2 separate regions of the Homo sapiens genome follow, and region 1 is linked to region 2. Evidence: chromatin loops called from intact Hi-C (ENCODE). Cell type or tissue: B cell. All regions are shown on one strand. Links, peaks and the distances in the headings refer to the core of each region. The heading gives the core; the rest is flanking DNA. Region 1 holds the start of ZNF432 (zinc finger protein 432). Region 2 has its middle 16 kb from the start of ZNF331.

Evidence for each region. A loop is a pair of places that touch in the nucleus more often than their neighbours do. Peaks named below come from ENCODE experiments on the same cell type or tissue, not always from the same donor. Only the 100,000 strongest peaks of a DNase experiment are listed, where the experiment ranks them.
Region 1: a loop joins it to region 2, with 19 times the contacts of the local background. A loop is called at or near these places in 2 of 110 quality-filtered maps.

The regions. Positions count from the first base shown.
Region 1 is chr19:52,042,422-52,058,625 of GRCh38, reverse strand. It overlaps ZNF432 (zinc finger protein 432), which reads left to right and starts at 9,788. Exons shown (of 5, transcript NM_014650.4): 1 at 9,788-9,931; 2 at 11,566-11,772. The coding sequence starts at 11,758. It also overlaps a transcript of ZNF841 not described here. RefSeq lists an enhancer at 9,416-10,005. In B cell, for the core only: no CTCF peak of the experiment used is centred there; DNase peaks (open chromatin) are centred at 9,395 and 9,725; H3K4me3 peaks cover 1,969 bases; H3K27ac peaks cover 1,782 bases.
Region 2 is chr19:53,513,907-53,530,110 of GRCh38, reverse strand. It overlaps a transcript of ZNF331 not described here. Among named protein-coding and RNA genes, the nearest start is that of ZNF331, 16 kb to the left of the region's middle. RefSeq lists enhancers at 8,065-8,838, 9,149-9,348, 8,839-9,612, 9,613-10,387. In B cell, for the core only: no CTCF peak of the experiment used is centred there; a DNase peak (open chromatin) is centred at 9,170; H3K4me3 peaks cover 1,560 bases; H3K27ac peaks cover 1,404 bases.

The DNA.
Region 1 (16,204 bases), core at 5,317-13,316, 1.5 Mb after region 2:
TGTAAAGGGTCCTATTTATGCTTGAAGAAAGGACATGTATAAGGTTTTTAGCATGAGGAAATTAAGTCTTTCTCAACCTAGAAGTCAGGAGTTTCAAGAGTAAACATTCAGTGTTGAATTAAAGAATCTGAATCTATTTTTTGATTGATTACTGACATCTTTTAAGCCACACTATTTGGGCAAGTTGATAATAAAGCCTGAGTGCTCCCTTCTTTGGTATATGCTGGAAGTTCAAGACATGCCTGGGTACCTTTACCCTTGCCCTACTCCTTAACCATAGTCACAACACATTTTCCTGCTCTCACAAGCCACTTTTGAACCAGCTTGGGAAGTCTCCTGCTCTTTCCAGAGTCTCATTATGTAACAAATATTCTCATGATACTTCACTATGTGACGTCATCAGTCCCAGCATCCAAATCAAAGTGTGGGTGGGGTTCCACTCTGTTCTAGTGGAGTGGCCACAGTGCTAATTAACAAAATATGCTTTGGGTTGAATATATAAAGTTTCTACTTTACTCACCCTGCAGAATACCCCACTATGTATGTTTATTCTTCAGAGGGAACATTAATCTTGTTTTCTTTTTTTTTTTTTTGAGACGAAGTCTTGCTGTGTGGCCCAGGGCTGGAGTGCAGTGGCATGATCTCGGTTCACTGTAACCTCTGCCTACCGGGTTCAAGCGATTCTTATGCCTCAGCCTCTTGAGTAGTTGAGATTACAAGTGTGTACAGGTGTGCACCACCACATCTGGCTAAATTTTGTATTTTTAGTAGAGACCACGTTTTGCCATGTTGGCCATGATGGTCTTGAACTACTGACCCCAGTTGATCCACCTGCCTCAGCCTCCCAAAGTGCTGGGATTACAGACATGAGCCACAACCCTGGCCCATTAATCTTTTATTTTTTAATTTTTTTTATTATACTTTAAGTTCTAGGGTACATGTGCACAATGTACAGGTTTGTTACATATGTATACATTTGCCATGTTGGTGTGCTGCACCCACTAACTCGTCATTTACATTAGGTATCTTTCCTAATGCTATCCCTCCCCACTCCCCTCACCCCACGACAGGCCCTGGTATGTGATGTTCTCCACCCTGTGTCCAAGTGTTCTCATTGTTCAGTTCTCACTTACGAGTGAGAACCTGTGGTGTTTGGCTTTCTGTCCTTGTGATAGTTTGTTCAGAATGATGGTTTCCAGCTTCATCCATGTCCCTACAAAGGATATGAACTCATCCTTTCTTATGGCTGCATAGTATTCCATGGTGTATATGTGCCACATTTTCTTAATCCAGTCTATCATTGATGGACATTTGGGTTGGTTCCAAGTCTTTGCTATTGTGAATAGTGCCGCGATAAACATACATGGACATGTGTCTTTATAGCAGCATGATTTATAATCCTTTGGGTATATACCCAGTAATGGGATGGCTGGGTCAAGTGGTATTTCTAGTTCTAGATCCTTGAGGAATCGCCACACTGTCTTCCACAATGGTTGAACTAGTTTACAGTCCCACAAACAGTGTAAAAGTGTTCATATTTCTCCACATCCTCTCCAGCACCTGTTGTTTCCTGACTTTTTAATGATCACCATTTTAACTGGTGTGAGATGGTATCTCGTTGTTATTGGGGGAACCTGCCCCCAATATTTCAATGTAGTTTCTTTCTATTTTCCATAAGTGTCAGCCGGCTGAGAAATAAAGACAATACAAAGAGAGGAATTTTACAGCTGGGCCTCCAGGGGTGACATCACATATCGGTAGGACTGTGATGCCCGCCTGAGTCTCAGACCAGTAAGTTTTTTTTTTAAGGGTTTCAAAAGGGGAGGGGGTGTAAGAACAGAGAGTAGGTACAAAGATCACATGCTTCAAAGAGCAAAAAGCAGAACCACTGATAAGGGTCTAACAAAGATTACATCTTTCTGAGGGAAAAGGGCAAAGGGCAAAAGTAGAACCACTGATATGGGTCCAACAAAGATCACAGGGCAAAGGGCAAAAGCAGAACCACTGTTAACACAATTATCACAGTGGTCCTGAGGTGACGTACATCCTCAGCTTATGAAGATAACAGGATTAAGATATTACAGTAAAGACAGGCATAAGAAATTATAAAAGTATTATTTGAGAACTGATAAATGTCCATATTAAAGTGAAATCTTCACAATTTATGTTCCTTTGCCGCAGCTCCATCTGGTCTCTCTGTTTGGGGTCCCTGCCTTCCTGTAACACATTGTGGTTTTGATTTGCATTTCTCTGATGGCCAGTGATGATGAGCATTTTTTCATGTGTCTGTTGGCTGCATAAATGTCTTCTTTTGAGAAGGGTCTGTTCATATCCTTCACCCACTTTTTGATAGGGTTGTTTGATTTTTTCTTGTAAATTTGTTTAAGTTCTTTGTAGATTCTAGATATTAGCCCTTTGTCAGATGGGTAGGTTGTAAAAATTTTCTCCCATTCTGTAGGTTGCCTGTTCACTCTGATGGTAGTCTCTTTTACTGTGCAGAAGCTCTTTAGTTTAATTAGATCCCATTTGTCAATTTTGGCTTTTGTTGCCATTGCTTTTGGTGTTTTAGTCATGAAGTCCATGCCCATGCCTGTGGCCTGAATGGTATTGCCTAGGTTTTTTTCTAGGGTTTTTATGGTTTTAGGTCTAACATTTAAGTCTTTAATCCATCTTGAATTAATTTTTGTATAAGGTGTAAGGAAGGGATCCAGTTTCAGCTTTCTATATATGGCTAGCCAGTTTTCCCAGCACCATTTATTAAATAGGAAATCCTTTCCCCATTTCTTGTTTTTGTCATGTTTGTCAAAGATCAGATGGTTGTACATGTGTGGTACTATTTCTGGGGGCTCTGTTCTGTTCCATTGGTCTATATCTCTGTTTTGGTACCAGTATCGTGCTCTTTTGGTTACTGTAGCCTTGTAGTATAGTTTGAAGTCAGGTAGCGTGATGCCTCCAGCTTTGTTCTTTTGGCTTAGGATTGTCTTGGCAATATGGGCTCTTTTTTGGTTCCATATGAACTTTAAAGTAGTTTTTTCCAATTCTGTGAAGAAAGTCATTGGTAGCTTGATGGGGATGGTATTGAATCTATAAATTACTTTGGGCAGTATGGCCATTTTCACGATCTTGATTCTTCCTATCCATGAGCATGGAATGTTCTTCCATTTGTTTGTGTCCTCTTTTATTTCGTTGAGCAGTGGTTTGTAGTTCTCCTTGAAGAGGTCCTTCACATCCCTTATAAGTTGGATTCCTAGGTATTTTATTCTCTTTGTAACAATTATGAATGAGAGTTCACTCATGATTTGGCTGTTTGTCTGTTGTTGGTGTATAGGAATGCTTGTGATTTTTCACATTGATTTTGTATCCTGAGACATTGCTGAAGTTGCTTATCAGCTTAAGGAGATTTTGGGCTGAGACGATGGGATTTCTAAATATACAATCTTGTCATCTGCAAACAGGGACAATTTGACTTCCTCTTTTCCTAATTGAATACCCTTTATTTCTTTCTCCTGCTTGATTGTCCTGGCCAGAACTTCCAACACTATGTTGAATAGGAGTGGTGAGAGAGGGCATCCCTGTCTTGTGCCAGTTTTCAAAGGGAATGCTTCCAGTTTTTGCCCATTCAGTATGATATTGGCTGTGGGTTTGTCATAAGTAGCTCTTATTATTTTGAGATACATCCCATCAATACCTAGTTTATTGAGAGTTTTTAGCATGAAGTGCTGTTGAATTTTGTCGAATGCCTTTTTTGCATCTATTGAGATAATCATGTGGTTTTTGCCTTTTGTTCTGTTTATGTGATGGATTATGTTTATTGATTTGTGTATGTTGAACCAGCCTTGCATCCCAGGGATGACACCAACTTGATCTTGGTGGATAAGCTTTTTGATGTATTGCTGGATTTGATTTGCCAGTATTTTATTGAGGATTTTTGCATCGATGTTCATCAGGGATATTGGTTTAAAATTCTATTTTTATGTTGTGTCTCTGCCAGCCTTTGGTATCAGGATGATGCTGGCCTCATAAAATGAGTTAGGGAGGATTCCCTCTTTTTCTATTTATTGGAATAGTTTCAGAAGGAATGGTACCAGCTCTTCTTTGTACCTCTGGTAGAATTCAGCTGTAAATCTGTCTGGTCCTGGACTTTTTTTGGTTGGTAGGCTATTAATTATTGCCTCAATTTCAGAGCCTGTTATTGGTCTATTCAGGGATTCAACTTCTTCCTGGTTTAGTCTTGGGAGGGTGTATGTGTCCAGGAATTTATCCATTTCTTCTAGGTTTTCTAGTTTATTTGCGTAGAGGTGTTTATAGTATTCTCTGATGGTAGTTTGTATTTCTGGAGATCGGTGGTGATATCCCCTTTATCATTTTTTATTGTGTCTATTTGATTCTTCTCTCTTTTCTTCTTTATTAGTTTTGCTAGCAGTCTATCAATTTTGTTGATCTTTTCAAAAACCAGCTCCTGGATTCATTGATTTTTTGAAGTGTTTTTTATGTCTGTATCTCCGTCAGTTCTGCTCTGATCTTAGTTATTTCTTGCCTTCTGCTAGCTTTTGAATGTGTTTGCTCTTGCTTCTCCAGTTCTTTTAATTGTGATGTTAGGGTGTCAATTTTAGATCTTTTCTGCTTTCTCTTGTGGGCATTTAGTGCTATAAATTTCCCTCTATACACTGCTTTAACTGTGTCAAGAGATTCTGGTATGTTGTGTCTTTGTTCTCATTGGTTTCAAAGAACATCTTTATTTCTGCCTTCATTTCGTTATGTACCCAGTAGTCATTCAGGAGCAGGTTGTTCAGTTTCCATGTAGTTGAGCGGTTTTGAGTGAGTTTCTTAATCCTGAGCTCTAGTTTGATTGCACTGTGGTCTGAGAGACAGTTTGTTATAAGTTCTGTTCTTTTACATTTGCTGAGGAGTGCTTAACTTCCAACTATGTGGTCAATTTTGGAATAAGTGCAATGTGGTGCTAGGAAAAATGTATATTCTGTTGATTTGAGGTGGAGAGTTCGGTAGATGTCTATTAGGTCCACTTGGTGCAGAGCTGAGTTCAATTCCTGGATATCCTTGTTATCTTTCTGTCTCGTTGATCTGTCTAATGTTTACAGTGGCAAGTTAAAGTCTCCCATTATTATTGTGTGGGAGTCTAAGTCTCTTTATAGGTCTCTAAGGACTTGCTTTATGAATCTGGGTGCTCCAGTATTGGGTGCATATATATTTAGGATAGTTAGCTCTTCTTGTTGAATTGATCCCTTTACCATTATGTAATGGCCTTCTTTGTCTCTTTTGATCTTTGTTGGTTTAAAGTCTGTTTTCTCAGAGACTAGGATTGCAACCCCTGCTTTTTTTTGTTTTCCATTTGCTTGGTAGATCTTCCTCCATCCCTTTTTTTTTTTTTGAGCATATGTGTGTGTCTGCACGTGAGATGGGTCTCCTGAATACAGCACACTGATGGGTCCTGACTCTATCCAATTTGCCAGTCTGTGTCTTTTAATTGGAGCATTTAGCCCATTTACATTTAAGGTTAATATTGTTATGTGTGAATTTGATCCTGTCATTATGATGTTAGCTGGTTATTTTGCTCGTTAGTTGATGTGGTTTCTTCCTAGCATCTATGGTCTTTATAATTTGGCATGTTTTTGTGGTGGCTGGTACCGGTCGTTCCTTTCCATGTTTAGTGCTTCCTTCAGGAGCTCTTGTAAGGCAGGCCTGGTGGTGACAAAATCTCTCAGCATTTGCTTGTCTGTAAAGAATTTTATTTTTCCTTCATATAGGAAGCTTAGTTTGGCTGGATATGAAATTCTAGGATGAAAGTTCTTTTCTTTAAGAATGTTGAATATTGGCCCCCACTCTCTTCTGGCTTGTAGGGTTTCTGCTGAGAGATCTGCTGTTAGTCACATGGGCTTCCCTTTGTGGGTAAGCCGACCTTTCTCTCTGGCTGCCTGAAGGGGGCCACCCCCTCCACAGCCTGTGGGTGTTTCTCGTCAGGTGGGACGAGAGACCAGGAAAAGAAATAAGAGACAGAGACAAAGTATAGAGAAAGAAAAGGGGGCCCCAGGGACTGGCGCTCTGCATATGGAGGACCTGCGCAGCTGGCCCTGGTCTCTGAGTTCCCTCAGTATTTATTGATCATTATCTCTACCATCTCGGAGAGGGGGATGTGGCAGGACAATAGGGTAATAGTGGGGAGAGGGTCAGCAGGAGAACATGTGAACAAAGGTCTCTGTGTCATAAATAAGTTTAAGGAAAGCTGCTGTGCCTTGATGTGCACGAGCACAAACATTTCGGTGCAATAAAGAGCAGTATTGCTGCCAGCATGTCTCACCTGCAGCCCTAAGGTGGTTTTCTCCTATCTCAGTAAACAGAACATACAGTCAGGTTTTACACCGAGACATTCTATTCCCAGGGATGAGCAGGAGACAGATGCCTTCCTCTTATCTCAACTGCAAAGAGGCTTTCCTCTTTTACTGATCCTCCTCAGCACAGACCCTTTATGGGTGTTGGGCTGGGGGACAGTCAGGTCTTTCCCTTCCCATGAGGCCATATCTCAGGCTATCACATGGGGAGAAACCTGGGGCAATACCTGGCTTTCCTAGGCAGAGGTCCCTGTGGGCTTGTGCAGTGTATTGTGTCTCTGGGTACTTGAGATTGGAGAATGGTGATGACTTTTACCAAGCATACTGCCTTCAAGCACTTTTTAAACAAAGCACATCCTGCGCAGCCCTAAAACCATTAAACCTTCTGTCAACACAACACATGTCTCTGCAAGCACTGGGTTGGAGCTAGGGTTACAGATTAACAGCATCTCAAGGCAGAAGAATTTCTCTTAGTATAGAACAAAATGGAGTCTCTTTTGTCTACTTCTTTCTACATAGACAAGTTAACAGTCTGATCTCTCTTTCTTTTCCCCACAGCTGCCCTTATTATTTTTTCCTTCATTTCAACTTTGATGAATTCAAACAGGATACAATTTGGGGAATATATGCTTATAATTTGCACTTGAGCTATTCTGTCCGAGTATGCCCCAGGACATTTTATGGAAATACCATGCAGTGCAATTTCAGACTCTGAGCATCTAAAAACCTGCCTCAGTATGCATGAATATTCACTATATGATTATAGTTCTACATGCCTTTGTATGTATAAGATCCATGGCTTGCATTTGCCTTGATTTTTATGTGTGGTAAAAATAAAAATATAGCAAGTGTATACAAATATTAGGAAATGGGCCAGGTGTTGGAGCTCATTCCTGTAATCCCAGCACTTTCGGAGGCCAAGGCAGGTGGATCACATGAGTTCAGAAGTTTGAGACCAGCATGAACAACATGGTGAAACCATGTCTGTACTAAAAATACAAAAATTAGCTGGGTGTGGTGGTACACCTGTAATCCCAGCTATTTGGGAGGCTGAGGCAGAAGAATTGCTTGAACCCGGGAGACAGAGTTTGCAGTGAGCTGAGATTGCACCACTGCGCACCAACCTGGGTGACAGAGTGAGATGCAGTCTAAAAAAAAACTTATTAAAAAAATATATTATATATATGGAAATAAACAATAATTAGGAAATAAGAATTTCTTATTTGTGCTTAGAATACACAGTGAAGTAAACAGAAAAAAAGAACAACAACAAAAAAGAATACATAGTGAAGTAATTTGAAAAGATTAAATGTTAAGACAGGCATGGTGGCTTATGCCTGTAATCCTGGCACTTTGGAAGGTCGAGGTGGGAGGATTGCTTGAGCCCAAAAGTTCAAGACCAGCCTGGGCAACATGATGAAACATCATCTCCACAAAACATACAAATATCAGCTCTGTTATATATGAAATAAACAGAGTTTTCCAAAGATCTTTTATAAGATGGGAGAAAGGAGATGAAATAGAAGAGAGATTGACTTGGTCCTTCAGGATTGGAATCTGATAGATGGGACACTAGAGGAAGTTTAATGTAATCTTTTTGGCTATCTAGATCTAGTTTTTAGGCCCTGGCTAGAAGCCAGTTAGTTCCTCTTCTAGAATGGCCAATTAAGTCTACAATGCCGGCCACAGTGAGCTTGTGGTATTTAGCTTGCCCTAATCCTATCCCCATATCCTCAGCTTCAAGGTAGCCTTGAAAAGCAACCACCTTTTAACAACAGTAACAGTGAATATCTGCACCCTAGCAGAATATCTGCACTTGAGGAGGTAGAAATGGCTCTGAAAATGGCAGAAATGGCTCTGAAACACCCAAAAGCCTCCATCCCCACAGAATGTTCACTACTAAGCCTGCTTTGCAGCCTGCTGAATAGGTCTATTCTCATAGTATTTCTCTATTTGGCTTGACTTTATTTATGTGAACACTCCTACCCATAGGGCACTTGTCAAAAAACAATCAGCAGCAATTGTTTAACACTAGAGTGTTTAGGGGAGTGACAGTGTGTGTCTGCGTGATAGATGGAAGTAATAAGAGGGCACAGGGGAAAGGGGCCATACGCATAAGATGATGGAACAGAGAGCCTGGAGGGTGGGGTATAGAGAGTGTAGGGGAAGGGAGAAGGCAGACAGGTAAAAGGAAAAAGAATGTTAAGTGTTGTTCAGCCTCAAGACTGACATGATGAAAGTACCTTTATTGTGGTTTTTGTAAATTAGAATGCATGCTTTATTATTAAAAAAAACACAATTGAAAATGTTAAGGACCTTTTCCTCCTTGCTTCTTATAAGAAACCATCATAAGACATAACTTGTAATAATTCTGTAGAAATATACATATATAAAGATATATGTATATATATATTTTAAAATAGTATGTTTTTATTGCAAAATATTCATTAGTGTCATCATATCATAGCCAGATCTACAACCCCAGAGTAATTCCCATGGTTATGTTACATGGCAAAAAGGACTCTGCATTGTAATTAAGTTTATTAATCAGCTGACTTTAGCATTGGGAGATTATTCTGGATTGCCCAAGCACTTAAGAATAGGAGAAACCGGAGAGATGCAGCAGCAATAGTCAGTGGTTTCAAATATGAAAGGGATTTCACATACTATTGTTGGCTTTAAAGATAGGAAGTCGTGGGGGCAAGGAAACTCTCTAAAGGAAATTAATCTGGCAACAACCTAAATAATTCTAGAAAAGGATTCTTTTCCAGAGTCAAGAACAGAGCCAGGTGGTTCTTCTCTTCTAAAGACATTTCCATGGGCCAGTTCCACCGCAAGCTTCTCAGAGAGAATATGTTCTGCCGTACGGACACCGAACGTCCCCTAAGATGGCCGCCCCCATGATGCTCTCCCCTAAGGGCTCTGGCTCCGTTACCTGCAACGCACCGCTCGCTTATTTTTTGTTCTAGTCTCTCTTGCTTCAGTTTTTATACGGCTTCTAAAACGCTTCGCATTTACAATAGTGACTGAGGTGCCCAGAGGTGACTTTAATTTTCCATTGAGCTGAGACGTCACAGCCATCATAACCGCTAAGAAGGGATGCCGCGCCTTTGTGGTAATAATGGGTTCTGGCCTTTGAGAAGTTTGCGCCGTTCACTGTCCCCTGCGAGGAGAAGACTAACTTATTTCTGTTCCGTGTCTGTTCAGAGGACTTTACCCCCACGCCGTGTCTGCCTGTGTGAACTCAAGCCTCTGATAAGCTCTCCATTTTCTGCCAGGGCTGAGGTGTCTGGAAATCGGACAGTTTAAGAGGCCTCCGTCCACCGCGTCTCCCGGCCGCTGTGCCTTCTGTACGTCACGTACTCAAAGATGGCCGCCCCCAGAGCGGCGAGGCGACGCCGGCGCGGACGCGTCTCCTCCTGAGGAAAAGCCGGAAGGCCGCATTCCGCTCTCCATGGAAACGCGGCTGACCGTCTCTGGAGGTTTAGAGGGGGAGGGAGTTGGGCGAGGGGCCCAGAAGTGGAAGAAGTTTAGGGAAGTAAGTTCAGCTTTTAAGAGGTCGCGGCGATTCCAAGGAGAGTCAGGTCAGTGTGTGGGTCAGGGCGTGGAAACGTGGTGGGAGGGAGCTTTCTGAGGGCGTCTGCGTTGTTGGTGGCGCTATATGGTGGAGGTAGCGCGGGGGTTGGGGGAGGCGGGGGCGGGTGTTTCCTTTTGGAGGGGAGCTGGTAGGAGTCCCTGGTGGGTGTCTGTGATAGGATATCTTTGGGGTCCCTCATGGAGGCTCTGGTGGTCAGTGATTAAAGGCCTGAATAGATCAACGACCAAGAGTACTGAGGTCAGGGATTGTGGTCCTCGCGGGTCACTCCCCAGTGGGGCTCAGTGATTGAGAATCGATGGGGTGGCTTTTGTCAACGAATGTGACTTCTGTTTCACATTCTGGATTAATCTGAGGCTTAGTGATTGATGAATCATTAAGGGAATCCAGTGTACGTGTGTGTCTATTCCAGGTTTTCCTATTTTATCTGGCGGGGTGGTGGTCTTTTGTCTAGAGACAAGTGAAAGCCGAAGTCTTTTCACAAGAGCCCTGGCTGGTTTTGTGTGTGTGTGTGTGTGTGTGTGTGTGTGTGTGTGTGTGTGTGTGTGTGTGTGTTGAGCTCAAACTTTGGCTGGAACAGACTTGATGAACGTTAACATTTCCTAAAAGTTTCAGGTCCGAGTACCTCCTCCACAATGAGTTTTCTAATCCTCTGGCTTTCCACAACAACCCATGCTCTTGAACCTGCAGAAAATGAAAGTTTTTTGGGGGTGAAGGGGGGCGGATGAATAGGCTTTCTATTTAACATTATGTTTTTAAATTACTGCGCACAAATTAACAAGAGCCTATTTTTATCCTTCCTCTTGCAAATGTACTGCATATTTTTATGGGTGTTTCAGGTTTTGTATGTTAGTATATAAAGGCGGCTATTTTCCCAGTATTTATATTTTTGAATTGTTTTCTAAATTTGTATTTATAACTCGTATTCCTTTTCTCTGTCTCCCTCTTTTTTTCTATGTGTTTCTTGTTCTTCATATTGAAGTGTGTATATAAACATTTTTTTTTTTTTTTTGAGATGGAGTCTTGCTTTTGTCGCCCAGGCTTGAGTGCAATGGCTGGGCTCACTGCAAACTTCGCCTCCTGCGTTCAAGCCATTCTCCTGCCTCAGTCTCCGAGTAGCTGGGATTACAGGTGCCTGCCACCATGCCTGGCTAATTTTTTCTATTTTTAGTAGAGACAGTGTTTCACCATGTTGACAAGGCTGGTCTCGAACTCCTGACCTCAGGTGATCTGCCCATCTCGGCCTCCCAAAGTGCTGGGATTACAGGTGTAAGCCATCATGCCTGGCCGTATATAAACACTTTTAAATATATATAAAGACTTTTAAAGAGGTGTGAGAGTAACATTGTATAAAGGAAAAAATGTAGTTTCTCACCATCCATATGGCCTGATTTAAAAAACTGATATGAGAATTACCTACTGCTTAGGCATGATGCTATGTGGATTCTCCTTTGTGACCTCCCCTTTCATCTTCATGTTACTTCCACACTTCACCGAAGAAAGGCATTTGGCCTACATTGAGGGTCTTGTGTTTCCTTGGTTTGAGAGAACCAAATAAAGAGACAAATATTCAGGGCCACGTGTTAAGGTGAATGTACCCCTGAAAGTTGTTTTGCTCTTCAGTCCACAGGTCCTGGCTACCCTGGGAAGAGACAAGAAGTAAATGAAGAAAGAGGAAGATTCCAGGACCTAGATATGATTTCTGTGGACACCCTTCACTGGTGACTGAAGTTTCTAAATAGAAATTTAAGGCAGATCCAGAGGAGACAAAGACAGAGTATCCCAGGTGCTGGCCATTTCCCACAACAGAAGAAAATGATCAATGCCCAGGTGACTTTTTCTCTATTTTATTCTCTCCTTTATTCCATAGTGGATTTGTAGAGACCCGTAAGAAATCATTTCAGAATCTAGAGAGAAATAAACTTTAAATCTAACTCCAACATCATGGCAAAGTAAGATCAGGAATATAGTGTTTATGTGATTCCTACAAAATGACTGATGTTGGAAAATAATGCCTGACTAGAAGATCCTTTCCATTACCTTAGCTCTCAGTTTGCATCTGATGTCTCTGACAGCCAGTACAAGAAAGTCACACTAAGTTATACAGTGACTGTGGGGAGAAAGCAGACAGGTTCCTCAGGAGATTATTATTTCATGGCACTTAGATCTCAAGAAAAATTTGCTATTCTTCCCAGAGGTGATATGGTGAACAGTGTTTTGAACTAGCTTTCTAATAAAGGCAGAAGATTTCTTACTGCTGTTTATTACACGGTTCCTCAGAGACTCCTATGGAAATAGACCAGGCAAACTCAGTGGAAACAGTTTTTTTAGGGGACGAAAGCAAGGCCACACACTCAAGTCTTGCGTGTCTGTGTGAGCTTATTTAGGAATAAAATCTAAGTGACCTAGGAAAATGGAAGGTGTGCATAGCTTCCATTTTCCTGAACATGTGGCTGAACTGGCATTAACTGCAGATTTGGCATTAGGGAGTTGTCTGATAAGGTCTTGAGTCGTTGGGTGCCATGTTTGATAACTTCACCTCATCTCAGAATATACAATATCCTTCTGCATTTTCACCTCCAATTCTTGCATACTTATATTGCTTTTATTTTTTGTAATTACATAAATTACTCATGGAATCCAAAGGGAAAAAATTCTTTTTTTTTTTTTTTTTTTGGTTTTTGTTTTTTGAGATGGAATCTCACTCTGTTGCCCAAGCCGGAGTGCAGTGCGTGATCTTGGCTTACTGCAACCTCCACGTCCTGGGTTCAAGGGATTCTTCTGCCTCAGCTTCCTGAGTAGCTGGGATTACAGGTGTGCACTTGCATGCCTGGCTAGTTTTTGTATTTTTAGTAGAGATGGGGTTTTGCCATCTTGGCCAGGCTGGTCTCGAACTCCTGACCTCAGGTGATCCACCCGCCTCGGCCTCCCAAAGTGCTGGGATTACAGGCGTGAGCCACTGCACCTGGCCTCACAGGGAAATAAATTCTGATGATGAAGTACACACTGGTTAAAAAAGTAAATTTCCGGGCCGGGCACAGTGGCTCACGCCTGTAATCCCAGCACTTTTGGAGGCCAACCAGGCGGGTCACCTGAGGTCGGGAGTTCAAGACCAGCCTGACCAACATGGAGAAACCGTATCTCTACTAAAAACACAAAATTAACTGGGTGTGGTGGCGCATGCCTGTAATCCCAGCTACTCAGGAGACTGAGACAGGAGAATCGCTTGAATCCGGGAGGTGGAGGTTGTGGTGAGCCGAGATCATGCCATTGCACTCCAGCCTGGGCAACAAGAGCGAAACTCCGTCTCGAAAAAAAAAAAAAAAAAAAAGGTAAAAAAAGTAAAAGTAGATTCCCTCTTCATAACTTTCTTCCTAATCCTCTTATACTGCTTCAACAAATGTTTGGTAGCACATACTTGCTGTCACTGAAATGTGTGCATCTCTGTATATATGTGTATTTATAAATCCATGTGTTTTATGTATGTGTCTGCATATATAAACACATTTATTATGACTTCTTTTGCTTCAGTGGAATCACATTCCACCTGTTGGTCACCTTAGATCAAGCTTGTACAACCTGTGGCCTGTGGGCTGCATGCAGCTCAGGATGGCTTTGAATGTGGCCCAACACAAATTTGTAAATTTTCTTATAATGAGAATTTTTTGCATTTTTTTCCAGCTATCGTTAGTGTTAGTGTATTTTATGCATGGCCCAACGCATTTCTTCTTCCAGTGTGGCCCAGGGAAGCCAAAAGATTGGACACCCCTACCTTAGGTGGTGTAGTTTTAGAATATAAAGGAATAATCACTGCAATTAATTGAAGAATATTGACTGTATAAAATTCCATTTGTCTAAAGTCATACATGAAAACATTGTTAAACTATGTAAAGTATTTAGATGAGTGCCTGCCACATAGAAACTGATACATGGAGTCCTTTGTGCCTTAAATCTTTGCCAATACTTAAAAATATGACATTATCAAATTATACAATTTTCAATGATCCAATATTCTTTTGTCTTATTTTGCATTTTCCTCATCACAGGTGAGGTTGAAAGCCTTCTTGTGTATTTCTTGGCCAACTGGATTTTTTTCTCTTGTGAAATGCCTGACTTTATGATTTTTACATTAAAAAAACTTTTTTCTTACTGGCTAATGAGTTGCTTATATCTACTATATATTGATCTTTTGTTTATTGCAAAGTTTTTTTTAGCCTGTCATTTTTCTTTCAGCTTTGTTTATGATCTGTTTTTCAATGTAGAAATTAAATTTTTTTTCTCATAAAATTTGTCCCTTTTTTTTCCTTTATGGCTTTTAACATGAATATATTTCGTATTTGCTTCTGCTTCCACAGGTTCTTTTGCTTTCTGGTAAGGACTTTAAACAGGAAAAACTTATTTTTGAGTATGAAATTAGGTAGAAACCTACATTTTTTTTCAAACAGATTTATTTCTCGTGTGAAATAATTCCCGAATGTGATGAGATCAGCAGCATTAAGAATTTGCAGACTTCAGCAAGTCTGTTCTTTTCTCTGTGTATTAATCTCTGTGATTATATGGGGATAGATTATCCCATCAATTTGTGAAGGGGTGGGTTGCCCCTCCACACTTGTGGGTGTTTCTCGTAAGGTGGAACGAGAGACTTGGAAAAGAAAAAGACACAGAGACAAAGTATAGAGAAAGAAATAAGGGGACCCGGGGAACCAGCGTTCAGCATATGGAGGATCCCGCCAGCCTCTGAGTTCCCTTAGTATTTATTGATCATTCATGGGTGTTTCTCCGAGAGGGGGATGTGGCAGGGTCACAAGACAATAGTGGGGAGAGGGTCAGCAGACAAACACGTGAACAAAGGTCTTTGCATCATAGACAAGGTAAAGGATTAAGTGCTGTGCTTTTAGATACGCATACACATAAACATCTCAGTGCTTTACAAAGCAGTATTGCTGCCCGAATGTCCCACCTCCAGCCCTAAGGCGGTTTTCCCCTATCTCAGTAGATGGAGCATACAATCGGGTTTTATACCGAGACATTCCATTGCCCAGGGACGGGCAGGAGACAGATGCCTTCCTCTTGTCTCAACTGCAAGAGGCATGCCTTCCTCTTATACTAATCCTCCTCAGCACAGACCCTTTACGGGTGTCGGGCTGGGGGACGGTCAGGTCTTTCCCTTCCCACGAGGCCATATTTCAGACTATCACATGGGGAGAAACCTTGGACAATACCTGGCTTTCCTAGGCAGAGGTCCCTGCGGCCTTCCGCAGTGTTTGTGTCCCTGGGTACTTGAGATTAGGGAGTGGTGATGACTCTTAAGGAGCATGCTGCCTTTAAGCATCTGTTTAACAAAGCACATCTTGCACCGCCCTTAATCCATTTAACCCTGAGTTTGACACAGCACATGTTTCCGAGAGCACGGGGTTGGGGGTAAGGTCATAGATTAACAGAATCTCAAGGCAGAAGAATTTTTCTTAGTACAGAACAAAATGGAGTCTCCTATGTCTACTTCTTTCTGTACAGACACAGTAACAATCTGATCTCTCTTGCTTTTCCCCACAAATTTGCACCTAGCTCTTTCCTGCCTCAAGTTCCTACTACCATGTGATTATAAGTCATGTTGAGACAGGAGAGTGGCAGTTTAGTTGACAAGAGGGTCTCAATTTATTTTCCAGTGGCATTCAGGGCTAGGCCATACCATACAATTTGCCAATTGCCACAGAATCAGGACATTGAAGACATTATTCTGCACTTTTCTTGCTTCTTTTGTTTCTGTGGAAGTCAGTTGTTAGGACATTTTATTTTTCTTTTGATGGTAATGCATCTTTTCCTTCTATTAACAGTTGTTTGCATAATGTTATATGTGCATCTGATGTTCAATAGTTTCAGTCTGATGTGTCTAGATGCAGATTTTCTGCTTGGCTTTGTTGATTTATTAAATTTGAGTTATAGGATATTTAATCAGTTCTGAAAATTTCTCAGTCAGATATTTGGAAATTGCTTCTCTTATTTGAATATAATATTTCAAAAACTATGTATAGGCATATGTTAGGCCTCACTCTGTCTTCCATATTTAGTAAAGTCTCCTTCATACTTTCTGTCACTTTGTGTCTCTGCTTCATTTTTCAGTTATTTTAATTTTTTGAGATAGGGTCTCACTCTGTCACCCAGGCTGGAGTACAGTGGCATGATCACAGCTCACTGCAGCCTCAACTTCCTGGGCTCCAGCAATCCTCCCACCTCACCCTCCCAAGTAGCTGGGATCACAGGT
Region 2 (16,204 bases), core at 4,840-12,839:
CACTTCACCTTCCAAGTAAAGTGGAGTAAAAGCTCCTGAGGCCTCCCTAGAAGCCAAGTGGATGCCAGATGTCGATACCATGCTTCCTTTTCAGCCTTCAGAAGCATGAGCCAATATAATCTTTATAAATGACCCAGTCTCAGGGATTTCTTGATAGCAATGCAAGAATGGCCTACCCGAGCGGGTGCTGTCAGAATGATGTTCCCTTCCTAGCACCTCTCAAGGTACATCACCTGGAATTCCCCACAGTCCGTGATCACAGGCTGCCCTGAGCTGCTTCTACTCAGTTTCCCCTCCTTGCTGGGTTATAGACAACATACAGGTAGCAGCTGTGTCCTTTTAGTTATTCTCTCATTCTTCGTGCTAATATCACAGAGTTTGGCGTACTGCAGACACTTAACAAGTCTTGATTTTGACTCAAAATACTGGTTTTCAAAATTTATCTGAAGGACACAGCTATAGTCATACACAATTGTTTGTGCAAGAATATTCAGGGAATTTTTTCTCTGTGAATTTTCTTTAGAATGGAGATAAAGATTCACATGCAGTTGTAAGAAACAATACAGCGAGAGAGATCCTGTTTACCTTTTACCTGATTTATACCAATGATGATTGAACTACAGTGTAATACCACAACTAGGACACTGTCATTGATGCAATCAATTGATATTATTCCACTTCTCCAGAGAATAATTTTTTTTTTTTTTTTAAAAGACAGAGTCTTGCTCTGTCGCCCAGGCTGGAGTGCAGTGGCATGATCTCGGCTCACTGCAAGCTCCACCTCCCGGGTTCACGCCATTCTCCTGCCTCAGCCTCCTGAGTAGCTGCGACTACATGCGCCTACCACCACGCCCGGCTAATTTTTGTATTTTTAGTAGAGACGGGGTTTCACCGTGTTAGCCAGGATGGTCTCGATCTCCTGACCTCGTGATCCACCCGCCTCAGCTCCCAAAGCGCTGGGATTATAGGCGTGAGCCACCACGCCCAGCCTTCAGAGAATAATTTTAAAAAAATCAAAAAAATAGGTTGGGTGCGGTGGCTCATGCCTGTAATCCCAGCACCTTGGGAGGCCAAGGTGGGCGGATCACCTGAGGTCAGTTGTTTGAGAGCAGCCTGGCCAACATTGTGAAACCTCGTCTCTACTAAAAATACAAAAAAATCATCCAGGCGTGGGGACAGGCAGCTGTAGTCCCAGCTACTCGGGAGGCTGAGGCAGGAGAATCGCTCAAACCTGGGAGGCGGAGGCTGCAGTGGGCTCTGATTGCGCCACTGCACTCCAGCCTGGGCAACAGAGCGAGACTCTGTCTCAGAAAAAAAAAAAGAAATATCTGACAGTAGAGGACAGATTAAATAAATTATGATCTGCTATATCATGACATAAAATACATTTACTAGTGATACTGATCCATATAATTGAGAAAGCATTTATGATGTATTACCAAATGAAGAAAGTAGATTTAAAAAGGTACATGTAATTTGGGCAGAGGTACTTTGGAGAAATTAAGAACACAGGCTCTGCAGTACAACTTTCAGGGTGTGATTCTGAACTCTGACAGTTACTAACCTCGCAGTGTCTTTTTCCTCACTGGTGAAACTGGAATATAAATACCATGAGATATGGCTATCTCAATTATCAAGTAAGATAATCTACATAAAACATAGTAATACATAACAATTACTTTACATAAGTTAGCTGTTTTTATTAAAGATCACTGACATTACATATCCCTTAATCCATTTTTAGAAAAGAAACATGAGGCTGCTGTTTTCTTATGCTAAAATATGTGCTTCTCAATCAGCTATCAATATCATGAATGCTAACTAAAAATAACTTTCCAAGCCTGATGTTAAGCATGAATTTATTTGAATCAGCAGAATTAGCAAAAACGATTCTAAGACACGTAAGAAAATGTTCCCTCTTTACCAGCAACTAGGGAAATAGAGACATGATTCTGCATCAGAAATCAAGTTTAAAGAATCTAATCTGAGAAGAGATACCAAATCAAGAATATTAGCAAGAGACTGAATCATGTGTTCTATGTGATATGGGAGATTCGTGTAATTATTTCAAATTGTTGCCATCTTAGTCATTTCATATATTTGGATTTCATATACCTTGGATTTGTTACTTGTACATATAATCATGGAAATGTTACTTGTGTATATTTGGAAGGCATCAGATATCACTGATTATCATTCTCTGTCAAAGAAACATTAAAATCATAGAAAATCTAATTCTGAAAGGCTTTCTTGATAATCTGCTGTCATGGGATTAGTTTGAAATGGCGTATCTCTAATTCTATAAGGTGTAAACGTGAAGCCTTTCAAAGCAAGAGAAAGATAACTGGCCTGCCTCTCTCTTCTCCACATGTACACAAATGTAATGTGACCCATGGCTGGGTTGGATTTCTTTCACAAACTAAGATTTGAAGAGTCTTTAACTCATCTACATGATCAATTAGCAGGATTTAATGTTCCAGAAACAAACATACACACGTGTTTAGTGGGGGAGTGGGAGACAGGACACATACCTGTTAACAAAATGTTAACAGTAAATACAGTTAACAGTAAATCCTCACCTCTTTCTCTTCTTCTGGCACCCCTCATCTACTTCTAATACCCTGTGATTACATTGGGCCCACTGGCACAATTCAGGATAATCTCCCTATCTTAAGGTTAGCTGATTAATAACTTCAGTCCATCTACAACTGAAATTTCCCTTGCCGTGCAACATCACATATTCCTGCATTCATGAATTAGGGTGTGGACATTTTTGAGATACACTTGTTATGCTTCCCACAAGCCTATCCATTCAAACATTTATTAATAACTACAAGGTACCAGCACCTTCATAACTCTGATTTTTTTACCTTGAGTAATCATTTTTTTAAATTCAGGACTTCCTTAAGTTATATTTCCTTTTTTTTATTTTTTAAGATGGAGTCTCGCTCTGTCACCCAGGCACAATCTCGGCTCTCACTGCAACCTCCAACTCCCGGGTTCAAGTGATTCTCCTGTGTCAGCCTCCTGGGTAGCTGGGATTACAGGCACATGCCACCATGCCTGGCTAATTTTTGTATTTTTAGTAGAGACGGGGTTTCACCATGTTGGTCAGGCTGGTCTCAAACTCCTGACCTCGTGATCCGCCTGCCTTGGCCTCCTAAAGTGCTGGATTACAAGCATGAGGCACTGCGCCCAGCAAGTTATATTTCTTATAATGCAATCAATGCAGGCCTGGTATAAAAAAAATTAGTTCCCGGGCCAGGCGCGGTGGCTCACGCCTGTAATCCCAGCACTTTGGGAGGCCGAGGTGGGCGGATCACGAGGTCAGGAGATCGAGACCATCCTGGCTAATATGGTGAAACCCCGTCTCTACTAATAATACAAACAACTAGCCAGGCACAGTGACAGGCGCCTGTAGTCCCAGCTACTCGGGAAGCTGAGGCAGGAGAATGGCGTGAACCTGGGAGGCGGAGCTTGCAGTGAGCCAAGATCGCACCACTGCACTCCAGCCTGGTGACAGGGCGAGACTCCGTCTCAAAAAAAAAAGAAAAAAAAAATTTCTACGCCAAAAAATTGAATAATGTAGAAGAAATGAATAAATTCCTAGTAATATATAATCTATCAAGATTGAATCATGAAGAAATACAAAATCTGAACACACTAACAACAGGTAAGGAGGTTGAATAAGCAATAAATATCTCCCATGAAAGACCAGAACCTGATGCCCTCACTGCTGAATTCTACCAAACATTCGAAGACCTAATACAATGCTTCTCAAACTCTTCCAGAAAATCCAAGAGAAGGGACTATCTCCAAGCCCATTTTATAAGAACAGCATGACCAAACCCAACAAGGACACTGCAAGACAAGAAAAATCACCGGCCAGTACCTTTGATAAACCTAAAAGCAAAAATCCTCAGCAAGATACTAGCAAACTGAACTCAGTAGCATATAAAAAGGATCATTCAACATGATCAAGCGGGATTTATCCCAGGAATGCAAGGATGGTTCAACATATACAAATCTATAAATCTGATATAGCACATTAACAGAATGAAGGATAAAATCCATATGATCATCACAATAGATCCAGAAAAAGCATCTGACAAAATTCAACAGGCTTTCCTAACAAAAACTCTCAACAGATTAGGTATTGAGGAATGTACCTCAATATAATATAGGTGATATAACACAAGCACATAGCTAACATCATAATCAATGGTGAAAAGTTGAAATATCAGGAACAAGACGAGGATTCCCACTCTTACCACTTCTAATCAATGTAGTACTAGAAGCCTTAGGCAGAGCAATTAGGCAACAAAAAGAAAAGCCAATCAAATAGGAAGTGAAGAAGTTATACTGTTCCTGTTTGCAGATGACATGATCTTATACATATAAAAAACCCTAAAAGCTCCATCAAAAAATGACTAGAAATAATAAATGAATTCAGTAAAGTTGTAGTATGCAACGTCAACATTAAAAAATCAATAGTATCCCTTACAAAATCAATGTGCAAAAGTCACAAGCATTCCTATACACCAATAACAGACAAACAGAGAGCCAAATCATGAGTGAACTCCCATTCACAATTGCTACAAAGAAAATAAAATACCTAGGAATCCAATTTACAAGGGATGTGAAGGACCTCTTCAAGGAGAACTACAAACCACTGCTCAACAAAATAAAAGAGGAAACAAATGGAATTCCATGATCATGGACAGGAAGAATCAATATCGTGAAAATGGCCATACCGCCCAAGGTAATTTATAGATTCAATGCCATCCCCATCAAGCTACCAATGACTTTCTTCACAGAATTGGAAAAAACTACTTTAAAGTTCATATGGAACCAAAAAAGAGCCCGCATTGCTAAGACAATCCTAGGCAAAAAGAACAAAGCTGGAGGCATCACACTACCTGACTTCAAACTATACTACAAGGCTACAGTAACCAAAACAGCATGGTAATGGTACCAAAACAGAGATATAGACCAATGGAACAGAACAGAGGCCTCAGAAATAACACCACACATCTACAACCATCTGATCTTTGACAAACCTGACAAAAACAAGAAATGGGGAAAGGATTCCGTTTTTAATAAATGGTGCTGGGAAAACTGGCTAGCCATATGTAGAAAGCTGAAACTGGATCCCTTCCTTACATCTTATATAAAAATTAATTCAAGATGGATTAAAGACTTAAATATTAGACCTAAAACCATAAAAACCCTAGAAGAAAACCTAGGCAATACCATTCAGGACACAGGCATGGGCAAGGACTTCAGGACTAAAACACCAAAAGCAATGGCACCAAAAGCCAAAATAGACAAATGGGATCTAATTAAACTAAAGAGCTTCTGAACAGCAAAAGAAACTACTATCAGAAGGAACAGACAACCTACAGAATGGGAGAAAATTTTTGCAATCTACCTATCTCACAAAGGGCTAATATCCAGAATCTACAAAGAACTCAAACAAATTTACAAGAAAAAAACAAAAAACCCCATCAAAAAGTGGGCCAAGGATATGAACAGACACTTCTCAAAAGAAGACATCTATGCAGCCAACAGACACATGAAAAAATGCTCATCATCACTGGTCATCAGAGAAATGCAAATCAAAACCACAATGAGATACCATCTCACACCAGTTAGAATGGCAATCATTAAAAAGTCAGGAAACAACAGATGCTAGAGAGGATGTGGAGAAACAGGAACACTTTTACACTGTTGGTGGGAGTGTAAATTAGTTCAACCATTGTGGAAGACAGTGTGGCGATTCCTCAAGAATCTAGAACTAGAAATACCATTTGACCCAGCAATCCCATAACTGGGTATATACCCAAAAGATTATAAATCATGGTACTATAAAGACACATTCACACATATGTTTACTGTGGCACTATTCACAATAGCAAAGACTTGGAACCAACCCAAATGTCCATCAATGACAGACTGGATTAAGAAAATGTGGCACATATACACCATGGATTACTATGCAGCCATAAAAAAGGATGAGTTCATGCCCTTTGCAGGGACATGGAAGAAGCTGGAAACCATCATTCTGAGCAAACTATCACAAGGACAGAAAACCAAACACCGCATGTTCTCACTCATAGGTGGGAACTGAACAATGAGATCAATTGGACACAGGGTGGTGAATATCACACACCAGGGCCCGTCGGAGTTGGGGGGCTGGGGGAGGGATAGCATTAGGAGAAATACCTAATGCAAATGACGAGTTGATGGGTGCAGCAAAACAACATGGCACATGTATACCTATGGATTAAACCTGCATATTGTGCACATGTACCCTAGAACTTAAAGTATAAAAAAAAAATAGTATCCCTATAGACTAACAACTATTTGAAAAAGAAATCAAGGCTGGGCATGGTGGCTAACAGACAAATGAATTGCATCATTAAAAAACTTATGCACAGCAGAGCAATCAACAGAGTGAAGACAGAACCTATGGAGTAGAAGGAAATATTTGCAAACCATACATCTGACAAGCAGTTAATATTCACGATATATAAGAAACTCACACAACTCAAGAGTGTGAAAAAAAAATTTGATTAAAAATTGGGACAAAGGCAGGGCATGGTGGCTCACACCTGTAATCCCAGGACTTTGGGAGGCTGAGGCGGGCAGATAACTTGAAATCAGGAGTTTGAGACCAGCCTGGCCAACATGATGAAACCCCGTCTCTACTAAAAATACAAAAATTAGCCAGGCATGGTGGTGGGTGCCTATAATTCCAGCTACTTGGGAGGCTGAGGCAGGAGAATCGCTGCAACCCAGGACGCAGAGGTTCCAGTGAGCTGAGATCATGCCATTGCACTCCAGCCTGGGGGACAAGGGCAAAAGAAAAAAAAAATAAAAAAAAAATATAGTATATTTGAAAATTGCTAAGAGAGTAGAGTTTAAATGTCCTCATGACAAAAATAATAATTAGTGAGGTGATGGATATGTTCATCAGCCTGATTTAATCATCTCATAATGTATACATATATATAAAAACATATACACAATAAATACAATTTGTCATTTGCCAATTATATAAAAATTTAAAAAATTAACCATGTTAAAAAATAACTACAATAATAAAAAATAAACAAAAGACCAAAGATATCTGGTGTTTCCTTCCACCCAAAAATAAATCCCTTCCTTACCAAACCACACTGTAATATAAAGTGTTAGAATTAATCTCTTCTGTACCATCAGATTCTTAGACAATTTTTAGACATTTTAGAAGAGGGTAGGTCAATGGAGTATACACGGAGGAATGACCTGCACCGCCCTGTCACATCCCTTGGGGAGGAATTAGTGGGATAAATGACTATTTGGGAAGAAATGGGCCCAAGGAAAGTAAATAGTCTTAAGTTGTATAAATACAAATCATTGAATGAACAAAAAGCTAACTCACCTGAAACCTTACTTTAGGACATATAACACTTCTTCTTCCTCCTCCGGGATGCTTTTCCTGAAGGCCAGCTGGCCGGAGGGGAAAAGGAAGATAAGAATGAGGCACCAGGACCTTTCTGGATCACAAGCTACGTTAGAAAATAGCGCACACGTCCAGGCGCGGTGGCTCACAACTGTAATCCCAGAACTTTGGGAAGCCGACGGGGGCGGATCATGAAGTCAAGAGATCGAGATCACCTATGCCAACATGGTGAAATCCCGTCTCTACTAAAAATACAAAAATTAGCTGGGCATGGTGGCGTGCGCCTGTGGTCCCAGCTACTTGGGAGGCTGAGGCAGGAGAATCGCTTGAACCTGGGAACCGAGATCGCACCACTGCACTCCAGCCCTGGGCGACAGAGCAAGACTCTGTCTCAAAAAAAAAAAAAACAAAGAAAGAAAATAGGGCACACTTGTCCCCAGACCACAGTTAAAATCAATCAGAAATAAGAGGGCACAGGCATGTGAGTTTTTCAGAGAAATGCTGGAAAACTCTAGGAACTGGGGTTCTGAAACATGGAGCTGCCCCTCTCACCACCTCCCCGCCTCCCATGTCAGGTACCTCTTTCTTCCCCAAAAGGAATTCTATTCTTGAGGTTACTTCCTCTTGTCGTCCAGGTAGTGTGCACGGAGAGCACTTCTGGCTCCAAAACTGCCATCTCGTGACTTGTGAAGCCTTCTTCTTGGTCATTTTCACAATAGCGTAGAGCCTCTCACGTCACTTTGGGACCACTGCTCCCTAGCAGGTACCACATGGCTGGAAGGCCAAGGCACAGGAAGCAACGGAGACACTAGAAAGACAGGTGACATGGTCGCACACACCTGTGCTCACTCAAAAGGCCATGCACCCAGGCCCGATCCCGACCAGTCACAGCCGCACACTCGCTGGCCCTTTCACACCCACAGACGCTCACACCAGAGGGACACTGCCTGTCCCTGTCAACCTGACAGAAGTGCAAAGGCACATTTCAGAGACACGGAGACCCGTCCTGGCCGTGCCACCTCTGCAGACCCCACCAGCATTGACCTCGCACAGAACGGAGGTGCAGAGACACAGCCCGGCTGCGTCACCCCTACAGATGCCCTTACAGCCCGGCGCTATGGCCCTCATAGACGTCTACACACACCTGTGTCACAGTTTATGGGGACAGAGCCCGGCCGCGTCAACCCCGCATGCATCACGGCTTAGGGGAACGGGGCTTGTTCGCATTACCCCACAGACGAAGACAATTATCTCAGTCACTGGGCCACGGCGGGGCCCCACCAGGCAGCCTCTGGCTTATTCACACACACACACACACACACACACACACACTCACACACACTCCCACTTCCCTGCTCGCCGCTCCCGAAGCCTCAGGCCGAAGCTTCTTCATTTTAGGGCCTCCGCGTCCCGAGTGGCTCCCTCACCGCCATTCCCCGCGGAACCCTGCCCTGGCTTCCTCCTGGGAGGCAAATAGCTCCCGGCTCGAGGCCTAACCACACCCAGCACATCAGGAGGTGAAACAAGGTCTCAGGCGCAGTTGGGATAAGATCCAGGAGAAACCATTTTTAAAAATCCCGCGAGCATGAAGCACGCCCCTCAGCCGGCCACCCGGCTCGCTCCTCATTGGACTGTGCCCCAAGGCCCTCTGGGAAATGTAATGCGAAACCAGAGAAGCTTCGACGCAGCTGGAAGGGCGCCCGTCAGTGTTTCCCAGCATGCAACTCTACACGGCGCAAATGGAGCCGTGACCCAGAGGCCTCTGGGAAATGTAGTCCATAACCCGGAAATCCACAGAGTTGGAAGCGGCTGTCAGGATTTCCCAGCATGCAACTCTACGCGACCCTAAGGGCGTCCTGCCTTGAGGGCTTCTGGGAAATGTAGCTCATAACCCGGGAATCGACGTATCTGGAAGGGCGCCCATCAGTGTTTCCCTGCAGGCAACTGCACACGGCCCTAATGGAGCCATGCCCCAGAGACCTCTGGGAAATGCTCACTACGCGGGAATCCTTAGCGCTGGAAGCGCGGCCGTCAGAATGCTTTTCGTCGGTGTCTCCTCCCACTGTTAGAGCAGCTGCACCCCCCATAGACTTCTGGGAAAGCGTATTTCAGACTGGCAGAATCTTCAAATGCTGGAAGCCCTGTCGGCCTTCTCCTGCCCTGAAACTTTGCTTGCTCCTAAGGCGCACCACAAAAAATTCCTGGGAAAAGTGGTTCAGGCTCTAGGGGCCTACAGTTATAATTGCTTACAACTTGCATTTGGGATCCGTCCATAGGGAAGGCGTGTCCCCGCGTCCTTCTGGGAAGGAAATGTAGTCTGAAACGACCAGAAATCACGCCTGTAATCTCAGCACTTTGGGAGGCCGAGGCGGGTATATCACCTGAGATCAGGAGTTCGAGACCCTCCTGCCCAACATGGTGAAACCCCATCGCTCTAAAAATGCAAAAATTAGCCAGGCGTGGTGGTGTGTGCCTGTAATCCCAGCTACTTGGGAGGCTGAGGGAAGAGAATCGCTTGAACCCAGGAGGCAGAGGTTGCAGTGAGCCGAGATCACACCACTGCACTCCAGCCTGGGCGATAAGAGTGAAACAATGTCTCAAAATAATAATAATAATAATAATAAGCCCGGAAAGCTTAAAAGCTGTGATTTGGGAAAAGTTCAAAAATTTCCCAGCATGCAACATGGCCCTCCTTAGAAAAGAGCTGTGCCTCCAGAGCGTTCTTGGAAATACAGCCCCGAGCTGGAAATGCCTCTAGAAAGTGTTAGGTAGGGTGTTTACATGTGAGATTTTGGGGACGTTTCAGCACTGCCCTTTCCCCCACCCCCCAGTAGATTGGGGAGCTCCAGGCATGTGTGTAGGGACCTTGAGTAGGTTCCACGGGAGTGACCTGGTCCTGACTGGGTCTGTGCCAAGGCTCTCTCTGTAAGGGCAGGACTTTGCGTTTCGTTCTCTGATGCTGTCCCAGACTTGGGAGCACTGCCTGGCTCTTCAGATGTCTCTGTGAGTGTTACCTTGGTATGGGCGGGAGAGGCCTGGGCTGTATGGCTTGCTGCCCGGCAGGATATTGACAAGATGTTCTTATGATCAGGCGGTTTGGCCCTTTTTCCGGTGGGATCTCATCAGGATGTTCCTTGGACCTTTGCCAAGAAAGATATGATAGGGATGGTTTTTGTAGTTGGGCCTTTGCCCAGTAGGACATGATGAGAATGTTTCTTTAATTGGGTCTTTGTTCGCCTTGTGGTCAGGTGGTTAGGCAGGATATTTCTCACTGCCTGAACCCCTGTGAAATGTTTCACTTTGACCAAGGTCTGCAAAAGAGCAGGGGGCTTCCGAAATGGTGCAATTTAGACAAACACTGGGGTGTGAGATGCTTTGCCCTAAAAAATATATGCTGTTGTTGGGAGAGAATCATTGGTGGGTGTGACTGGATTTGTGATTGTGTGGACTCATCAGGGAGCCTCCTGGAGCTCAGGTAAGGGAGGGCGCCTGTGAGGTTTTTGGCCTTCATTATGACATGGATGAGATTGTATGTTTCTATGAACGTGTGGGTAAGACTACTGTATAGAGTACCCTTGACATAAGTAACTCCATCTTAGAAAAAGACTCCATCTTGCATTCCACAGGGCACTTTGCCAACAGGGACAAGATGTTTTGCTTAATAAATAAATAATAAAGACTGCATCCAACCAGATAAGGATATAAACAAGCACATTCTTCCACCATCTGTCCTCCCCAGAGGACTCTGTGGCCATAAAAGGAGCAAGGCTTCAGTGGCTTGAAATAACCATCTTAACTGCAACCGTCCTGCTGTCATTTGTGATGAGCACTTGGCATCTGCTGCTGAAGCCTCAAAGACTTCTTGCAAGACCAATGGGCCTGCCCAGCCCTGACCAAGGGTTTTGTTACTCTCCTTGGACTGACTTGTTAACCCTTTTCTCCTATCTCTTTTCTCTTGATGTTAAACATTACTTTGTTTATTGTGAAATGTTTAATCTATAACATTTATATATATTGATTAAGTACACTACTATGTATGGTTTGCAATATTGACTGACTTGTGAAGTGGCTTGAGCCTGCGTGTCTATGGCTCTGACTACCAAGTGAAGGGGCAGTACCAAAGAGAATTGCCTTGTATTAGTCAGGGTTCTCCAGAGAGACAGAACTAATAGGATATATGTCTATAGGAAAGGAAGTTTATTAGGGAGAATTGGCTTAGACGATCACAAGGCCCAGTCCCATGATAGGCCATCTGCAAGCTGAGGAAAAAAGAAGCCAGTAGTGGCTCAGTTCAAGTCCAAAAGCCTCAGAAGCAAGGAAGCCAACTGTGCAGTCGTCAGCCTGTGGCCAGAGGCCACAGGGCCCCCGGCAAACCACCAGTGTAAGTCTAAGAGTCCAAAGACCAAAGAACCTGGAATCTGATGTCCAAGGGCAGGAGAAGCAGAAGGAAGCATCCAGCACGGGAGAAAGATGAAAGCCAGAAGACTCAGCAAGCAAAGGTATCCCACCTTCTTCTGCCTTCTGTGTTCTACCTGAGCTGGCAGCCAATTGCATGGTGTCCACCTACATCGAGGGTGGGTCTTCCTCTCTCCATCCACTGACTCAAACATCAGTCTCCTCTGGCAACACCCTCACAGATACACCCAGAAACAATCCTTTACCAGCTGCCTAGGCTTCCTTCAATCCAATCAAGTTGACACTTAATATTAACCATCACAAGCCTCTTTGGGAACTCCAGGCGGCTCATGGCTTTTGTGATTGAAATAGCATCAATCAAAGCCTGACACTGTGGAAAGATACAAACGTGTGTGGACCTGGTTATCTCTGGACCACTGGTGGTTTGCTGGGGGCTCTCGGGCCTTTGGCCACAGGCTGAAGGCTGCACTGTTGGCTTCCTTGCTTCTGAGGCTTCTGGACTTGGACTGAGCCACTACTGGCTTCTTTCTTCCTCAGCTTGCAGATGGGTTATCATGGGACTTTGCCTTGTGATCGTGTGAGCCAATTCTCCCTAATAAATCAGAGATAAACCAAATCTCAGCAGACTTGAACCTGCGTGGGGAGAGTAATGAAGACATAAACAGTCTCCTGGTCTGGGCTGAGTTGTCTGTTGATCTTGCAAAGAAGAATCTTTGATGTGGGTAGAAACTTTGGCAGCAGATGTCAAGTGCTTATCACAAATGACAGCAGGATGGTTGGCAGTTAAGATGGCCGTTTTGAGCTGCTGAAGCCCAGCTTCTTTTATGGCCAGAGTCCTGTGGGGAGGACTGATAGTGGAAGAATGTGCTTGTTTATGTCCTTATCTGCTTGGATGCAGTCCTTATTATTTATTTACTAAGCAAAACATCTTGTCCCTGTTGGCAAAGTGCCCCATGAAATGTAAGATGGAGTCTTTTTCTAAGATGGAGTTACTTATGTCAAGGGTGCTCCATACAACTACTAACTATACAACTACTATACAACTCTGTACATCAGGTGTTTTCATTTTGATGGTTGTGCTGTTGTGCGCGTTTTCTAGTGGTTTTACAGAGCTCTGTTGGGGGATTTGTCAAATGGCATTGCAAGTCATTACTGTCCATGATGATCTTAGCCTACTCTACCACGTGTGCCTGTGGAATTAGATCTCTGTGAGTGTGTACTTGTGAACATAAGCCCAGTCTCATCTGAAACAAAGTGAATAATGCTGTTTCTTTTGAGAACATCAAATTTGTTAAAATTTGGTATACAAATTCTCAATTTATCTGGCACTAAAGTAGACATTTCATATTGAATCAATATATTGTATTTTTATGGAGAAGTGTGTAAGTCAACACAACCTGTTTTTTAATTTTTAAATAAGAAAGTAGAATAAAAAAGATGTCACTTTAATTAATCCAAAATAAGCAACAAAAAAGCAGCAGCTACTTTGTCTCTTTCACAAGTTGTAAGGAGTTAGCTTCCATTTTCTTGTGCTGTTTAGGGGCCTGGATAACTATATTTAAAAAGCTCTGGACTACAGATGTAACTTTTCTCTTGGACATAGGTTTAGGGCCTAGAATCAGGAAGTCAGGGACCCTCCTGGGTGTTAGGTGAGGCATCCTGGATCTTTTCATTCTCTGAACAAGAAAGGTTGACTCAGAAAACAGAAGTGCTCTGTTTAAGAGTCTTCAGTTTATCCTTCAGAAACTACTTGCATTTTTTAAAACCATAGGCAATTAATACTTTTTTTTTTTTTTTTTGAGATGGAGTCTCGTTCTGTTGTCCAGGCCAGAGTGCAGTGGCCCATCTCGGCTCACTGCAACCTCTGCCTGCTGGGTTCAAATGATTCTCCTGCCTCAGCCTCCTGAGTAGCTGGGATTAAAGGCACGCACCCCATGCCCAGCTAATTTTTGTATTTTTAGTAGAGACAGCGTTTCACCATGTTAGCCAGGCTGGTCTCGAACTCCTGACCTCAGGCGATCCGCCCACCTCGGCCTCCCAAAGTGCTGGCGTTATGGGTGTGAGCCACCACGCCCGGCCCAATAAATACATATTTTAATGAGCAGTCTAAAATACAAAACTAGCCTGCCACATCTTAGTAAGGACCTCGTTTCTGAGGCCTCCCCAGAAATGAAGAAATGAATATCATGCAATATTTCTCTTTCTGTGTCTTCCTTATTTCTCTTGGCATAACATCTACCAGCTTTTTTCTTGTTGTCATAAATGGCAGAATTTCTGTGTTTTCATGGCTGAATAATATTTTAATGTGTATATATCACATTTTCTTTACCCATTTGTCCTTTGAAGGAAATTTAGGTTGTTTCCGTGTCTTGGCCATAGCAAATAATACTGTGGTGAACATGAAGATGGAGACAGAAAGGGTTTAAAAGGAGCTTCGAAAGAAGTCAGGGCAGCCAGGCACAGTGGCTCATGCCTGTAATCCCAGTACTTTGGGAGGCCGAGGAAGGCGGATCACCTGAGGTCGGGAGTTTGAGACCAGCCTGACCAACACAGAGAAACCCCGTCTCTACTAAAAATACAAAATTAGCCGGGCGTGGTGGCACATGCCTGTAATCCCAGCTACTCAGGAGGCTGAGGCAGGAGAATTGCTTGAACCCAGCAGGCGGAGGTTGCAATGAGCCGAGATCGCGCCATTGCACTCCAGCCTGGGCAACAAGAACGAAACTCCGTCTCAAAAACAAACAACCAACCAAACAAAGTCAGTGCTCCACAATGAACGAAGGATGGAGGGTGACAGAAATGCCCATGTTAAAATGACACAAATGCTGCTGTCTTACTGAAGTTTGGTACTTTCTGTGGGATAGATACTTTTCACTTTGTTCTGTGGCTTTGGTAAATTTCAGAAGTCTGAAATGATTGATTTTAGTGACTTTGCGAGTGTTTTCATCATTTTGCAGAGGAGACTTGGTTTCTTGTGGTTTGCATTCATCAATGTTAGAAGCTGATCTCTCTATTCAATCTTGCAGTTTTAAGTAATGCATTGAACAGTCACATAACAGAACGCGGAGCAGGAGAACTAAATTTCTAGTGTAATCAGAATGGCAGGCACTAAATGAATTATTTTACAATAAGCCTGTGTCCTTTTTATTAACTGTTCAGTGAAGAAGTTTGGAGTCTATAAACTTGTAATAAATGTGGCCTGTAAGAACTACAAATACTGGAAAGCTTCTCTGAGGATGTAATTTCTAATTTGATGAAGAAAACATTCTCTTTAATTAACTTGGCAAGGAGAAGGCTTTGGCGGGGCACCATGGCTCCCGCCTGTAATCCAGCACTTTGGGAGGCCGAAGCGGGTGAATCAGGAGGTCAGGAGATCAAGACCATCCTGGCTAACATGGTGAAACCCCATCTCTACTAAAAATACAAAAAATTAGCCGGGCGTGGTGGCGGGCTTCTGTAGTCCCAGCTACTCGGGAGGCTGAGGCAGGAGGATGGCGTGAACCCGGGAGGCGGAGCTTGCAGCGAGCCGAGATCGCGCCACTGCACTCCAGCCTGGGCGACAGTGTGAAACTCTGTCTCAAAAAAAAAAAAAAAAGGAGAAGGCTTCAATAAAAAGAAAAGCAACTATGCCTGGGGCGGAGCTGGAGTGGAAATAAGATGGCAGACATTGGACGTCATTGAAGGCCTAGTGATGTGGTTTTAGTCCATGTGCCAAGAGCAAAAAGTTATTTAAAATATATTAGTTAGGGCTAGGCGCGGTGGCTCACGCCTGTAATCCCAGTACTTCGGGAGGCCAAGGCGGGTGGATCACCTGAGGTCAGGAGTTTGAGACCAGCCTGACCGATATGGTGAAACCCCGTCTCTACTAAAAATACAAAAAAATTTGCCGGGTGTGGTGGCATGTGTCTGTAATCCCAGCAACTCGGGAGGCTGAGGCATGAGAATCACTTGAACCTGGGAGGCAGAGGTTATAGTGAGCTGAGATCGTGCCACTGCACTCCAGCCTGGGCAACAGAGCAGGACTCCGTCTCAAAAAAAAACAGAGAAAAAATATATTAGTTATTGGGGAATATCAGCATATATAAATGTGTTTTCAGGCAAAAACCACAATAACCTGGATACAGACACATGGAAATATATTAGGAATTTTTTCAGGTGTTCAAGAGGGAGCTGTGAAATATAACTTAGTGATATTGGGGCATGATAATGGGAGAAAATATGTTAAACCATATATACCCTATGCGTGATAAGGAGTTTATATCCAAAATATATAAGGAACACCCACAACTCAAAAGCAAATATGATAATAGTAATAACCCTATTAAAGATGAGCAAAGGGGC